2 separate regions of the Mus musculus genome follow, and region 1 is linked to region 2. A link is a loop called in an ENCODE intact Hi-C map of the cell type or tissue named here. Cell type or tissue: heart. All regions are shown on one strand.

Evidence for each region. Peaks named below come from ENCODE experiments on the same cell type or tissue, not always from the same donor. Only the 100,000 strongest peaks of a DNase experiment are listed, where the experiment ranks them.
Region 1: it touches region 2 in a loop (2.6-fold over the local background); 2 of 42 quality-filtered maps call a loop at or near these places.

Annotation. Positions count from the first base shown.
Region 1 is chr14:63,369,629-63,377,628 of GRCm38, reverse strand. It overlaps Blk (B lymphoid kinase), which reads left to right. Exons shown (of 13, transcript NM_007549.2): 11 at 1,583-1,733; 12 at 3,307-3,438; 13 at 4,032-4,792. The coding sequence ends at 4,237. It overlaps Gm36165 (a long non-coding RNA gene), which reads right to left. Exons shown (of 4, transcript XR_874703.1): 2 at 6,553-7,012; 3 at 4,961-5,008; 4 at 4,433-4,497. Gm46458 (predicted gene, 46458) reads left to right here and starts at 6,476. Exons shown (of 2, transcript NR_168493.1): 1 at 6,476-6,562. RefSeq lists an enhancer at 7,784-8,000. In heart, CTCF peaks have their summits at 4,919 (motif pointing right) and 5,719 (motif pointing right); DNase peaks (open chromatin) are centred at 2,678 and 4,938; H3K4me3 peaks cover 2,369 bases; H3K27ac peaks cover 3,113 bases.
Region 2 is chr14:63,241,952-63,249,951 of GRCm38, reverse strand. It overlaps Gata4 (GATA binding protein 4), which reads left to right and starts at 4,681. Exons shown (of 7, transcript NM_008092.4): 1 at 4,681-4,801. In heart, a CTCF peak has its summit at 4,561; DNase peaks (open chromatin) are centred at 2,161, 3,431, 4,031, 4,611 and 2 weaker places; H3K4me3 peaks cover 8,000 bases; H3K27ac peaks cover 8,000 bases.

The DNA.
Region 1 (8,000 bases), 130 kb before region 2:
CTGAGTATGACTGTTGAAACTGGAACTCTCAGCAAGAAAGCTGTGGTCTGTGGCCAGCCTGCGAGACACACTGTCAACACACAGAGAGCTATAAAGGGGAGCCTTCCCACCCACACTTTAACCCACTTGCCCACTTTAACTTCCGACCCTGTCCCACATTATCTGCAGCTGCTATCAGCCCAGGAACTGAGGTCACAGTGTCTTTTTCCACTGGGGTAGCAGAGATCTGTTGATGCAGCTGTTAGGATGGACACAGAAACTTAACCCTGGCGACTGGCTTTGAGTCAGGCATTGGATGGACAGAAGCTGGTCCGCCTCTGCAGCCACAAGAATGGTGGTCCTATACAGTGCAGACTGCCTTGGATTCTTCCTGTCTGCACATTTCCAACCAGAGTCCCAGGACCAGCCCTTGTCGGAGGCCACGTCTACCAAGACTTTTCTGGACAAGAGGGAGGGGTTGTTGGCTCTGCTCTTGAGCAGTTTGCTGCTCATCAATGGATGAACAAGCCTCATTAATGTCTTTGGGTACAAAGCACCAGGGAGAAGATCTAGAGAGAGTCCTGGCTCCCCTTTGGCTTTGTAGCATCTTTTCTACAGACGCAGATTCGCGTCTTCTATGTTTGTGTAGGTTTTGTTTTTTTTTCCCTAAAGCTGATTCGTACGTGTTAGCTAACAGTGTGAGCATTGCCAGGGCTCCCTAGATAGAAGCTGTTTAGTTAGCCCTGGCTTTCCAACCCGCAGAGTCCCACACTAGCAAATGCATATTGACTGAGTGGTTTCGCAAGGGGATAAATGAGGAGACTCATGCATAAAGCAGGGCCCTGTGGAAACAGATGCAGGACTGGGGCCTGGTGTGCAGCTCAATAGGAGAGAAGTTGATAGTATATGTACCTAAGTTCCTGGGCAAGTAGGATCCATCTAGAAGCTGGCATCCTGCAAGAGCAAGTGAGAGCTGAAGTCACCTTTTCCATCCATCAGTGAGTGACTGAAGACTTAATGGCCTGGTACAGGTGCTTGGGACAGACAAGGCTCCTCTTCAGTGAGAGTCTGCTCCTCTGGAGCACCTGGGGCAGGGGCAGGGGCAGGGGCAGGGGCAGGGGCAGGGGCAGGGCCTCAGCTACAGTCACCTTATTCAACACTGACCCTAACCTTGGGTCCCAGAGATGGCTTCTCGTGCTCTGGGTAATAACTATGACCTCTCAGGGAAGTGACCCAGCCCATTGGACATTGGTGATTCCAAGGCATGGTTGGCTCCTCTGAGAGAAGTGTCCACTGAGGGAGTAGCCCTGCCCTTCCGTGCTATGCCCTGTTCGTCCTTTCTCCTCCCTGTCTCATTAGAGGCTATCTACAACCCCAGCCTTCTTTGCTATTCCCAGTCCACAGAACCTTGGAGACAATTGTCTGAAAAAGGGGGACAGGCCTGGGGATGTCAGCCTAGCTTCTCTGCTGCCCTGAGTCTGGGTTGGTCTCATGGGAAGGGGTGGATACCTTCTCTCTCCCCTGGGCAGGGCATGTGAAGCTGGCCTTATGAGCTGGTAGGCTCCATCCTTGCTGCCCTTCACCATGTGACCTGTCCCCTCAGGTTGCAGAGGGGATGGCTTACATAGAGCGCATGAATTCCATCCACCGTGACCTGCGGGCAGCCAACATCCTGGTGTCTGAGACGTTGTGCTGCAAAATCGCTGACTTCGGCTTGGCCAGGATCATTGACAGTGAATACACTGCCCAAGAGGGTGAGCAGAGTGTGTGAGTGTACACACACTCGCGCGCGCACGCACACACACACACACACACACACACACACACGAAAGCCTTTGAACGTCTCAACTCTCTGGAGCCCCCTTGAATGTCTCCTTGCTGTTGGAGATGACTAGGGAGACCCATGGTCCTTGTGTTTGGTCCTTTCCCACCCAGCTCAGCACTTCCTTTCCCTAGATGGGAGGGGGTGGCAGAGAAGCAACTCAAGCCCCTTGGGAGTCTTCATTCAGAATGGCCTTGGAATGCTCAGCTATCTCCTCCCCATCCTGGAGACTCCAGTGCATATAAATCTAGAAGGATGGAGGAGAAGACCTGCACTTTCTTCCCCTTGTTTCACCCTCTGATCCCCAGACTAAGTTGAGAAAATCCTCCTGTGGAAGGAGGGTGTCAGGGAGCACAGGTTGGAAAACACAGCTCTAACTAAAGCATGAGCATCCAACCCTTGCACCCGAAGGGTTGCATGGATGCTCTTCTCTTACTGTGAGTGAGGAAAATTGACTTTGCAGGAGGACTCTGGTACATTGATCAAGCAAGCAGTACTGGTTTAGTGCATTAATCAGTGGATTCAGGAGGAGAGCCACATCTTAGGGGCCGATAACCCCCTCAGGGGACTTCCAACTGGCTCCCCAGACAGTGAAACCATCAGGGGGGAGGTGGCCAATGCCACCTCAGCCTGAGGTTGGCTCTCAGTGCCAACCAAGGCTGTAGCCATCACGGTCTGAACTGAGATGGGCCTTGCTATCCCTCCACACAGTGGCCCTCAGAGGTGTCTGTCTGAGTGTCAGGTTTGCCTTTTGCAGGAAAGCACGGACTGAAGCCCGCCCATACCACGGTCCCTGCCGCTGGACAAGGCCGAGTGAGATAGGAAAGGATGCTTCCATCCCAGATGGACATGCACAGGGCTGGGGACATAGCTCAGTCAGCAGACTGCCTCTCTGGCATGAAGCCCGTGGTTTCATATTCAGTGGAGTATAAATGGGGCATGCTGGTGCATGGCTGTGATCCCAGCACAGTGGAAGGTGATGGCAGGAGGATTAGGAGTTCAAGGTTACCCCTGGCTACGTACGCTCTAGTTGGAGGCCAGTCTGGGATATACACAAGACTCTGTCTCCAAAAAATCAAAATCAAACAAAACAGTAAGTCAGATGGAAGCATATATGGGTGGTACTGGTTTTGTTGTTGGTTTTGTTTTTGCTTTTTTGGTTTGATTTGGTTTGGTTTTTGGTTTTCAAAGACAGGCTCCTCTATGTAGCCCTTGCTGTCCTTGAACTTACTCTGTGGACCAGGTTGGCCTTGAACTCAGAGATCCAAATGCCTCTGCCTCCTAAATGCTGGGATCAAAGGTGTGCACCACACCACCCAGGGACATCAACACTGTTTTTAAGAACTCCTAGGATAGTAGCAAGTGACTGTGTCTTCCTATATCCTCATGTATCCAGTGTACACATCCTGCAGGCCCTCCAGTGGGAACGGGCAGATAGGGGCAGGACTCTGTGGGTTGGGGGTAGATGGTTGGCTGTCCCTGGAGCTACTGCACTTTCCTGGCAGGGGCCAAGTTCCCCATCAAGTGGACCGCCCCGGAGGCCATCCACTTCGGGGTGTTTACCATCAAGGCTGATGTGTGGTCCTTCGGAGTCTTGCTGATGGAGATTGTCACCTATGGGCGCGTTCCCTACCCAGGTAGGCATTGTCCCTGTCCTTCCTACCATCCTCCTGGGACATCCTGATGGTGACTCGCCAGGCTCACTGACTGTGGGTATGTCACACTGGTGAGAGCAGGGTCCTGTCACAGGGACTGAAGCCCAGCCCTGCATTGTGGGCTTCCTCTCCTTCTGCACACTGCTCAGGGCCACAGGAAGAGGGAGAGGGGGAGGAGGAGGAGGGGGAGGGGAGGGAGAGGGGGANGTANATGGATAGGGAGAGGGAGAGGGAGAGGGAGAGGGAGAGGGAGATGGAGATTANGGTGGAATTAGATGGCGTAAGAGACAGGTGTAATGGCTCAAGCTTGTGATTCCAGCCCTTGGGAGGCTGAGACAGACAGATCTCAAGTTCAAGGCCAGTCTGGCCTATACAAGAAGACCTGTGTGAAAAGCCAAAGTAGTACTACGATCCTGGCACCTATGTGACCTTCCAGGGTTACACTAGCCATAGTGTATCAGAGCCCACTCTTTCCCTTCTAGTGCCGGTCAGGGCCTAGTCTAGTGCCCTCAGGGCCAGTGACTGCACTCCTGGAGCACCACCAGCCCTGAAGCTCCCTGTCTGCCCTCCTGTAGGAATGAGCAACCCTGAGGTCATCCGTAGCCTGGAGCACGGCTACCGAATGCCATGCCCGGAGACATGTCCACCGGAGTTGTACAATGATATCATCACTGAGTGCTGGCGGGGCCGGCCAGAGGAGCGGCCTACCTTTGAGTTCCTGCAGTCGGTGTTGGAGGACTTCTACACAGCCACGGAGGGCCAATATGAGCTGCAGCCCTAGCAACCAATGGTCTCTTCAGGGCTCCCAGCCTGAGCCTCCTTCTGGACTCTGACTTTGGGTTAATATGTTCACACTTAGCTCTTCTTCCAGGTAGGTTGCAGAATCAGGGAAGAATGGTGTGCCTGCTTCTCAAGTGAGGGAGCCAGGAGACAAAGATGGCTTCATGGTGAGGCATGAGCTCTCAAGGCACAACCTCGGTCCACCTTTCACTGGCTGTGTGCCTTTGGCCAAGTTACTTTGCTGCTCTGTGTCGTCTCTTCCTTGAATGTAAAATGAGCAAGGATTGTGTTAGAACTTACCTCCAGTTGTGTTCAGACCCCGATAGTCCCGAAATCAGTCTGACCAGTTAGCGATGGACAGGATGTCAGGCTGTCATAACCCAGAGTGCAATCAGAGCTCCCATTTCTCTCACCTTTTCAGTCTCATCAGCAAGTGCCTCCCTGTCTGCTGCTTCAGAACTATGGGTCAATCCTCCAGGTCCCCTGGCTGTGTGCCCCCTACCCATCCCTGCATGCACACTTTGGGACTTTTCTATAATAAAGTCATGAGAATTGTACCTTTCCCCTGGTCTTTACCAGTGACATGAACAGATGTGGCACACGAGATGTGTGTAGGAGGTGGGGAGCACCTTGCCCCAACCCTACCCCATTCCTCAGCAAAGGACACTGGGTGTGACTGACACTGTCTTTCCTGGCCAGCAGGTGGCGATCTCACCCCACAAACCTGTATCTGGGACTCCATGGACGCAAGCACCTTGAGTTCCAAGTTTCCCTAGAACATGGACAGAAAGCCATGAGATGGGGCGGTGATCTCCCCAAGTGTGGAGGCTCTCTCGCCTGTTTTTCTGTCTCCCATTCATCCTGTTTTGTTTATATAGGTGGGGTGGGGGGATAAGTTTATAGAAAAATAAGTAGAAAGGGTCCAGTCTCCATAAACCCTCAACCCTTTTAGATGTCAGCACCTTGCAATAGTGAGCCCACTTGCTCCTCCAGAGGGGCTGGGATCAACACACTTCACACTTGGGTTCACACCCTACCTATACTCCGTGTTCCACCAAAGCACAAGATGATGGATCCATCAAGCCCAAATTATACAGAATAGTCCTCCTGGCCTCAGAATCCCCCAGTGTCTCCCCTCATGCCAAGGTTACAGGCACCCACGCTCATGATGGCATTTTACATGAGCACTGAGGATTCAGATACAAGTCCTCATGTGCGCCGGGCAAGCATTCCCCCTAAGCCCTATCCACAACCCGTGGCTTTGTATTTCAATGTTCCCAGCTGGCACTGATGACTGCCCAAGGATCCGGATTTTGGCAGCTGAGCTGAGTGAGCTACTGAGGGATATTATTTCTCAGGAAAACTGGCTCTGTGTGACTTCCCCATGGCTCTCCCCAGGTCTGCTGTAGAGGTGACATCAAAGGCTGACTTACTCCTCTCAGGGAGGAGGGCCTTTCTCCTTCCAGGTGATGCTGGAACCCACAAGGGGTCGCAATTTGCCCGCACTGACTGAAGGAAGTTCCCTATGTTCACAAATTTATTCAGGACAAAGATCCTTCCATATCCCAATCCGAAGGTCACGTAGGAGAGTGGGTGAGGGATATGTAAAGAAAAAGAGGGAAGCAGAGAAAATAGGAATGATAGGGGAAGTGGCTGTGGAGTGTCCGTGTTCTCCCAACACAGTGGTGGCCGTGTGAGCCACTGGCAAGGGGACTACGTATGAAACATCTGATTATATGATGATTGCCCCTTGCCCAGAGCTTGTGAAGGATACAGACTGAGCCTGGGGACCCTAGGACCATTCTTACCTGAGACAGGCATTTGTTTTCCTAGAACCTGGGTACATCACCTACAAAATGGGTGAGAGTGGGTTTCTGGGATCAGGTAAACCCTGAGTTCAGGACAAAGCACTTCCTCCCACAGGCTATGTGGTACAACAATTCACACCTCTGGGCCTCAGTTTCCCCATTTGGGAAATGGGCCCACAGCAGGTGTGTCTTGTTCTGAGCCTTCATCTCAAAGTGATAAAGAGACAGAGAGACAGTGCAGGAGGCAGCCCAGGAAACAGGAGAGACACACAGACCTCCCACCTGGTCATTGGCATAACCCACAACCAACTTGAGTCAGAGTTGAACATCATTAAAGAAAGGTTGACACTCCCCCCCCCCACACACACTGTTTAGAATATTCAAACTATGCAAATGGGACCTTTATAAACAGTCATTGTTGAGTATGGAGTGCCAGTTTATGCAACCATGGGAAGCACTCATGCTACAGATGAAGACTCTGAGGCCCAGAAAGGCGAAGTGAACTTACCATGCAGCTGGTAAGAGGCATCCATCTTTGGAGAAAGACTCTGATGATGTCAGGGTTGGGAAGCTCACCGTGTGCTGGGGTGGGAGAGGAGGAGGTAGGCCTCCTCTGGTCTCACACAGTCCTTGCTGATTTGTCGGTCTTCCACGGCTGCCTTGTAAAGGATATCGGGAGGAATCACAGTCCCGCTCCAAAATGCTTTCTGGAAACCTCTTGTCTATTCCAGCATGAGCTTGGACCTCTCCCAAGTGGGAAACGGAGGTCAAAGGAGGTGTTTTCCTGGGGACCTGGGGTGGGTGGCGTGGGGGACACTCCTTGGCCTCAGCTTCTTGATGACAGATGGTGGCATGCTCTGGGGTCTTCAGAAAGCCGGAATGTGATGAGATAGACATGAATGAACTCTCCATTCAGACCGGCTGCTCACTGAGAAGTCCTGGTCCCTAGGCAGCCACTAGGTGCTTCTCTGAGGAGCAAGAGCACAGGATGGTGTCTTTAAAGCAGCCACGCCTACAAAAAGAGCTGCATTTGACAGCACGGCACTACCCAGTTTGTAGGGCCTTCCCGTGCTGAGTCTGGCCTTGGATGTCTTTACTTATCTAGACAGCAGACAGGAAGAGACACCCAGACTATAGTAGTTCACTACTGTACCCCTAGGAAACGGGATGGGGACCTTTACCCCCAACACCAGCCGGGTGCCCAGCACTGTAGAAAGAAGCCCTGGGGGGCAGAGGACAACATTCATATGAGAAATGGGCAACAGGGGCATCAAGCAAACCACAGGCCAGCAAGTGGACTGAGGGATCATAAAAAAATGACAGGAAGGAACCAAGAAAGGGAGAGGCAGGCCCTGCTGCTGGATGGGGTCCCAGCTGTCCCTGTCTTGAAGAAGTCACTATCCCGTGATTCATAGAGTCACATCTCTGCCTGATATCCCTTGAGAGTATCCAGGACACTCTGCCCAGTTAAACTTGAGGGTGCGTAAGCCATATAGCTGTCATGGACAGCAGAGACTTTATTACCTCCTGAGGTCACACTTAACCCTGAGAAGAAACATCCAGGAATAAGACAGGGCCTCTCACAAGGGGACCATCTCTCTTCATTCCATGAAGCAAGAATACTGTGCTCCCAGACAAGAATGCTGGGACATTCCCCAGGCCATCAGTGCCACCTGTGTGTCACTGTGCCTAGGCTTCAGACATGTTCCCCACAGGCACTTCCATGGGGTGGGGTGGGGGGCGTAGGCTGTAGTCCTGTTCTCACTTTGTCAGTGGACAAGCCAAGAATCTCAAGGTGGGCTTCCTGACAGTCCTTCTTGCTGGGACCCTGACAGGTGGGCGAAGTCTTTCCCTGACTCTGCCGTGCCTTTCCCAGCTAGTATGTCCCCGGAGAAGTGGAACCAGATAACACAGAAAACTGTAGCCTGGTCAGAGGGTGGCCTCAGAATTCCCAGG
Region 2 (8,000 bases):
ACCTCACCTCCAGAAGAGGGCAACTCCCTCTCTCTGTAGCTTCCTTTACCCGCTTTCTGGACGGGCGCCCTTCTCTACAGAAGAGTAAGGGAGTCCTTTGGGAAGCAGGAAGCAGAGTGTCTGTGGAGAAAGGGGTGCCAATATCAGGACTGGGCTCCTGGGCCACATGGTGACCTTGTCGAGACTGGTACTCCGGACTGAAGACCGTCCCTATTCACAAAGCCTCTGCCATCATTCATAAACTTAGCAAAAAAAAAAAAAAAAATCTTTTTTTTACAAAAAGCTTTTTGAATTTTCTTAGATTGTGAGGCACCGTTTTGTTCTAAATTGAAATTGAATTTTTAAATAAAAGAAACAACATTTAGAGGCTAAAAAAAATTAAAACGACTGTAACAGAGAATATTTTACAGCTACTATTAGGATATTAAGAAATAAGGTGAGAATTTGGATTGGAGACCCGCTGCCTCCACCCACACTTTACCACGTAGACTCTGAGTCCCAACCTTTCTGTGTCATTTTAAAGATGAAGATAATAGCTTTGTCTTCCTCATTCTTCCTTTGCAATGTGTCCCCAAAGAAAAATTGTGGGGAGCTTTTCAGGCCTCTTCTAGGAATTTGACAGAAATTTGAAGGCAAGTTTTATCAAAAAAAAAAAGGTAAAGTAGGAGAGTGACCTGTAGTTTAGAAGTGACTATGAAATATGCCACCAACTGGTCTCCAGACCGGTAACACTGGGAAGCATTTTCTCAGATCTATGAGGAAGGCACCCCTTCATTTTGCAACATTGCACAATTCTTTTTTTTTTTTTTTGTAACATTGAACAATTCTTTAAAAGCTAAACTATTAAAGAGGGCTATTTTCTTTTATGGTGAAACCTCAAGATTTGACTCTAGGTGTGGGGCTAGTTCTGGGATGTGTGGGCACAGAGAATTCACAACCATCCCTCTTCTGCCTGGAACCCCAAGAGCTGAAGGTCCAGGGCTGGGGGAAGAATGGGTACATAGACTTGGCCTTGCAGGTTCTTTGTTTTTTGTTTTTGTTTTCTTTTTTCTTAAACAAGATGTGGTGTGTCCAGTTGCTCTCTTGGAATTTTCTGCTTTGAGCAGGGTAGTCTCGAGATTCGGGCTGACAGTCACAGAGGAAAGGGACGTGGTGTCTGTGGTGTCAGGCTCCGTTGTTAGGACAGGAGACCGAATTCGTTCAGTGCGGGTCACTTTGTGCATCTAGCCCAAGTCCTTTGTAGATCCAGAGGCACGGCTGCACCTGAGGTATCTGTTCTATAAGACCAAGCTGGATTTCTGTATCTTACCTCTGGCTCCCTTACCAAACACTGGAAACTGCCCAAGCTCCAAGCTCTAGTTTCTTTCCGGAACTCGTTTCTTCTCTCACTGTGCGGCTTGTGAGTTGATTCCCGTTGAATTCGGAGGGGCATCTGCCTCCAGAAATGCGGACATTGTGACGACCAACATTGACCACCGTTTAAACCAAATCACAGAGGTCCCAGAGGGCACTTGCTGGTGCCCAATTCCTGGGGGGGGATCTCTCTTGGTCTCTGTGTGAAATCCAACATCTGCTGTTTGTTTTGTGTGTGTCGTCGTCACCCTCCCTTCGAGGAAATTCAAGTCTCAATTCCTACGTACATCGTGTTCATCCTACAGTTTCGTTTCTGCTAGCTAAGAGGCCAGCTTAAGTCTCAGAATCCTTCGTGAAACAAGAAATAAAATGTATTCTTTTGTGCTGCAAAGATTATTTAGGAATACGGCTCACCTAAATCAGTCTTATTACGGAAAGCTACAGACTTAAGGCTGGATCATTAGACTCTCCACCTTCACTCTGAGCAAAAAGATCTAAGAAGGTTGAAGGTGAGCCTGCCGCCTCTGCCCAGAGACCATGGGAAAGGAAAGTAGAAAGGGGAACGTGAGCCGGGTTGAGCCACCCCCACCCCATCCTAGTGACATAGTCCTTAAAAATAGCCAAGTCTGATCCTCAGCGTTGCCCAGCCCCCCTCCTCTCTTTGGCCTCCCTAGTCTGAGAGGAGCCGATAACCCCCCTCCATCTCCAGCCAGCAAGGCCTTGAAATGCTCCCCGCTCCTGGCAACGCACAGAGGTCGCCTAGTTCTGGTTCCAGCAGAGGAAGGGAGCAACTGAAGGACCGGAGGCAAGGGGAGGAAGGAGGGAGGGAATGAAGAAAAAACCAAAAGCGCCCAAGAAACGCGTCTGGTTTGACTCTCAGCCCACACACCGGGAAAAATTTGTTGTGTGGGACCCAAAGTGTGGGGGTTAAGTCACAGGAAGCTGAAACAAATGTCTCTGTCCCAGGCGCCTTCAGAGTCAGAGATCTGTCTCGGGCCTCCCGCTCGCAGCAGTCAGCTCAGCGGGAGATGCCTGGAGACTCCTGGAAAGGAAAAGCGGTCTGGGATGGTCTTTGGCTGATCTTAGCAAGAGCGAAGGATCACCCGATTCCCTAAGAGACTTCACTGAGTCTCTCAATCGCACTGAGCAAAGTATCCCCAGACTATCTGGGGTACCCTCCTTTAAACCGTTAGAACTTGGTTTTCAGGAAGGCTGTTGGGTGGGTAGAGGTGGGGATGGCTAAGACACAAGGAGAATGTCGCCTGGCAGCTGTTGGAGACCTTGGCGACACAGAGGCGTATCACACATGGCTGTTCCCCCAGACACTTAAGCCCCGAGCTTCAGACTTCATGGGTAACAAAACCAGGAACGCTAGGTTTGGCCCCGGAGCTTAGCGCATTTTGGTCTATGAGGGACACTACAGTGAGGCAAATCTGAGATCTAAGGCACACAAGTCAGAGAAAGAGAGAGGGGGGGGGGAGGGGGAGGAGGAAGGGAGGGAGAGAGAGGGAGAGGGAGGGATAGAGGGAGAGAAAGGGGGAGAGGAGAGAGAGAGACAGAGAGACAGACACGCCTCGTTGGCTTGGGCTGTGGGCCTTTGGCTTCGTTTCTCTTCTGCTCACCAGGTAGTTGAGGGTTTCTTGTAAAATAAAGCAAGGGCCACGCCATTCTCTGCATTCATCCGAGAGTCTCAGAGGAGATGTTGTGGGAGGGTTCCTTGATGCTCAGCGATGGCCTCTGAAATCCTCAGAATACCATCCCTAAAACTTTACCAGATCTCGAACCTGCAGGCCCTGATTCTGACTGGCATTGTTTAGGATTGGGGGGGGGGGCTGGAGAAGGGACCCTAATCATGGGGCCCCAGCTTCCGGGGCGCCCAAGGGCTCAAACTGGCGGCACCCGGGGCTACTTCGGTAAATCAAGCCAGAGTGCGGGCAGCTCAGCACCCCTGACGGGCCTCAGTTTTCTCTCCTCTAGAGCCGCTCTGGACCTCGGGCCCCTTCGGTTTGGAAAAGAGAATTCCCCCGGCGCAGCCGTGCTCAGTCCTTCCTCTGGGATTTTCCTGAGATCCCCACGGGTTGGCCAAAGTCCCACGGGTTTTCCCTTTCAATTGGCTCGGCGTCCCAGCCTGTTCCTAGCGCCTGGGTTGCTTTTGCACTGGCGGGGCAATAGCAATAGCAATCTGCAGTCAGTCCTCGAACTGCGGGAGCCGGTGCCATCCCGAGCCTTCTCGGGCTGCACAGGGTTCTTACCAGGTGGTATTCCAGCCCTCTCCTGACCCCTCTAATCTTGTATTGGAAACCGGTGCCGGGGAGAGAAATGAGGGCTTAAAAGAAGAAAAAAAAAAGTTTAGCCCAAAGCGCGAGAGCCACCAGAGAGCTGTTATCTGCAGCTGAAGGCTGTGGTAATCGATGGGTTATTTTTACGCGGTAATAGGGCCCTGTGATTGCTCTATTAACCTTTAGACCTGTCTGAGGGACTCTCCCCTCACAGCTCCACTGCGCCAGGGCCTACAGGCACTGACGCCGACTCCAAACTAAGGTCTGGCACCCTCCCTACCCCCACCCTAGGGAAGGAACTACAGTCCTTGAATGGGCTCTAAGGTTAGAGACCAGGCTCCCCACCCCCACTTCATCCTTTTGATTGGACCCCAGTCGGTGAGGGCTACAGGGAGTGATGAGAAGGGACGGGAGACCGCAGGAGTGGGAAGAAGTGTCGGCGGCGAGGGGTGCGCGTTTTGTATAAATACATAAACTCCTGGGCTGGTGGAGGTTCTCGGCGCCTTGCAGTCTCCACCGGCTCGTGGGAAGGAGAAAAGAGCGCTTGCGTCTCTAGGCACTGACCTTAAGGGCCAGTTCAGGTTTTAGTGCCTCCTGACCCTCTCCCGAGCTCACTTCAAGGGCCCCGTAGATCTGAGGCTAGCAAGGCATCCCGGGTGACCCAGTGCCCCACCGGCGACCATGAGCCCAGTGTGCGAGGTCACCTTCTCCTCTACCAGCCCCGCCCCTTGAACAGGGCGCTGGACGTGGACCACTGAGAGTAGGGAGGAAAGAGAAGGAGAATAAACACGATCCTTGGCAGAGCAGCAAACCGCAAGGACGTCGGGCTGCACTGAGGGCAGAACGGAGCGCCCGGCACTGAGTGCTTTCCTTCCCCGAGAGTTCCGCGCGCATGGACTTTGCCTGTTGGGGGAGCTTTGGGAAGAGTCCTGCGGGCGGGCGCCGGGCGGAGGTGCTGCCGGGTCCGGGCTCCCCCGCCCCCGCCCTTGCACGTGACTCCCTTAGGCCAGTCAGCGCAGGCGATCGCTACGCGGGGGCCCGGGGAACCGCGCCGGGAGCAGGGGACAAGCCGGAGGCCCGCAGAGTGGCCGCCCGAGGCTCAGCCGCAGTTGCAGCTCCGCGGACTCACGGAGATCGCGCCGGTTTTCTGGGAAACTGGAGCTGGCCAGGTAGGGTTCCCCGAGTCCCTGCTCTTTTCCGGGGCAGGAGAAACTCACAAGTCCGCCGCCCTAGTTTGCCTGGAATAGGGAGGTAGGTAGCTGGGAAAGGAGACGCCGGTCACTCCAGTGCCCCCAGATTGGCTAAAAACTGCTCCGCTTTTGACTTTGGCCTAGCGAGGACTATTAAATCAAGTGAGACTGATTAGCAGCAAAAACTGATGGGTGCTGGAGAGGTGCGTTTGGATTGTTTGGGAGGGAACATGAATCCTTTTAATCCGTCCTGTTTGCAGATTCTCCAACTCTGCCTTCCATCCCACTGGCCAGGGCCCGTGTAATCTCTCTGACCGACTGACCCTGGACAGGCCGCATAGCCCACACTTTGGGGTGCAGATAGGATAGTGTCTCCAGCCTGCCACGCAGGGAGTGCAGAGTGGCAGTGGCAGGCAGCCCTGGGACCTGGGGGAGGGCTGGAGGCCCTTGGAGATAGGCTCGGAAACTTGCGGATCTCTTCTGCTTTCTGTCCAACCTCCTCAAACTCCTCTAGGGCTCAGGAATTGTGTGTGTTATGCACTGCTGAATACTACCCACATACACCGCTTTCGGGGAGAAAGCGACCCAGGGCCAAAACCCCGGCGGAAATCAGGGATAGTCTTGGGTAGTCGGCTCAAGCTCCCCTGATTCACGTATTCTATCGCTTGGATGTGACCCGGGAGAGTTGGCAGTTGTTACTCTTGGGGAAGAGATGTCTGGGTGATGAACTTTCACCAGGTGGAAGGAAAGAGGGGCTTTTCGGTTGAAAGGAAGAGGATAGTGAGGGACCCGAGGCAGTAAAGGATCCGGGGAAATAAGGCCGCGCTGCTGGGAAGCACCTCGGGAATTTATTTCCTGTACCTTTGGAAAAGGAAGGCAGCCAGGAAGGACGCTTCGGACATTAGAAGAAAGAAAGGTTACCTGGGGAGATTACGGAGGGTTAGTGTATAAGTTGGTTAGTGACCATTCTCAGTGTGGCGGGGACCGGAGAGACCCGCGGGAGCCTAAAGGAAAGACCTGTAAAAAGACACATTCCAGCGCGGTGTATTTTCTGACTCTCAAAAACAGGTTCCAGAAAAGCTGTGGACTAAATCCTGAAAAGAGAAATAATTTTCTTTCTGTTGGGGAACTTGGGATGAACGTTGTAGGGTGATTTGAAAGAGAGAGAAAAGTCTAGGCCAGGCCGGACTAGACTTAAGTGAAAAGATGGAGGTTACTGGGCCCCAGATCATAGATAGGCAAGAATCCACCCAGGAGAATGGTTTCTGGCCTTTCCAGAAAAGAGGGATATCTTCTCCACCTTCTATTGTTCTAGAAATTCAACATCAGGTTAAAGCATCACTCATTTGAAACTTCAGAGAGCTTCTGCCCACAAGCCTGCGATCCCAAACGGATTTAGTGCTTGCAGTTTTTCAGGCTTGCACATTAACACCACACGTATACTGTAAGTTAGATTACAGAATTCTAAATCTCTTCTTTTAACTGCTGTTAGTCAAGAAAAGAAAACGTGTATTACCTTAAAAAAATAACTTCCTGAGTTGACATTATAGAAAGTGTAATTAATTAGGACAACTACTTGACTTAAAAATTGAATGGTGGATTTTTTTTTTAATCAATGTAAATCTGCATAGTTGCTTATCGGAGTCCAGAGATTTCCAGAAAGTTTAAAACTTTATGCCTTTCTTTTTAAAGGGAAAAGTTGGTGATCTTAGGTCAAGTTTCTTGTATCCATCCTCCAGCCAAATTTGCTAGGAGGAAATGTCCAACCACTAAGCCGACAGTTTATTGTATTGCTAGAAGGAAATATTCAACCACCAAGCTGGTAGTTTATTGCACATTTTGAAGAAGTAAATATAAAACAATTTATCAGTCACCGTGTGACCGCACACTTTGTCATGATTTCCTTGTTGCTAGAGATGATGCAAAGATGGGGGAAACATTAGTGCATATACTAAATGCCCAATTCCAGAATTTTACAGTAATAAAGATGATGATTTATCGTAAGTATAAATTACATCCCAGGTACTCTCTTGTGGTGTAACCTGGAGATCTGCATTCATGGCTGTTGAATCATGTGTGTGCCTAAGGCTTCTAAGATCTGGTCATGAATGTTTTGTGTGTATTGCATTATAATACAGCCATAATCCTCCAATGACTGTAAGACACCTATAATATTTGCACTTTACAGATGAGGGACTGAAGTGTCGAAAGTTATTTATTCAGGAAGGGGACAGGCCCCAGGGTTTGTATCTAGTTCATTTAATATTACTGCAGATGCATCACTGACTAAAATAGAAACCAATCAAAAGTAGCTGCCTCTTCTCAAGGGGAATTGCAAATACTCAAAGTCCTCCAGTGCCCCACTTCAAGTGTCCGTTGATCTTCAACAAGTTTCACCTATACTGCAGTCTTGTCTTCAGTGAAACAATGAATGTAGACACCTTTACTTAATAGAGGTTCAGAGAGGAAGGATTGGAATTAACAGGTGTGTTAGGAAAATAGAGGGACACCCCCCCCCACACACACACACACCATAGTCTCTGGTAATGACAAAACCCAGGATGCCAGGAAGGATGCTGTTAAGCATCAAGAATCAATTCTGGTTTGGGTGGATCTTCAGTTCCACAAGAAAAAGTCATGTAGGGAGCACTTCCCAGAGTTCTGTAAAGTGGCCTTTTTCAACCCGCCTGCTTTTCTGGTCCCCATATATAGTCTGCAAAGTGTTTAAAATGTAACTATTTGCAGAAACGTGTGACTTGTCTGATTTGACACCCACATGATGCACAGTACGATTAAGGAGTTTCACAATCCTTTTTATGGTTTCACCAACACTTGCTCATTTATAAACATTTAGATTCTACCTCTAGGCGTTCGGTTTTTGGTTTTTTTTTTTTTTCTCTTCTTCTTTGTTTGTTTGGCTTTTTTGTTTTTTAGATTACAAACAAAACTTTCACGGGTTGCTGGTTTTTTTTTTATAAAGTTTGTTATCACCTCCGCCCAAACTACAGTTCTTGTTTGGTCAAGAAAATGTTTGAAGAGAAGAGGGGAAACAATTAAAACTTAAAAAAAAAAAAGATAGATCTTTTGAGTCCTTACCATTCTTCAGAGCTCAAAACCCTGTGTTTACAGAATACTCAGGGAAAAAAGAAAAGAAAAAGAAAGAAAAAAGAAAAAAAAG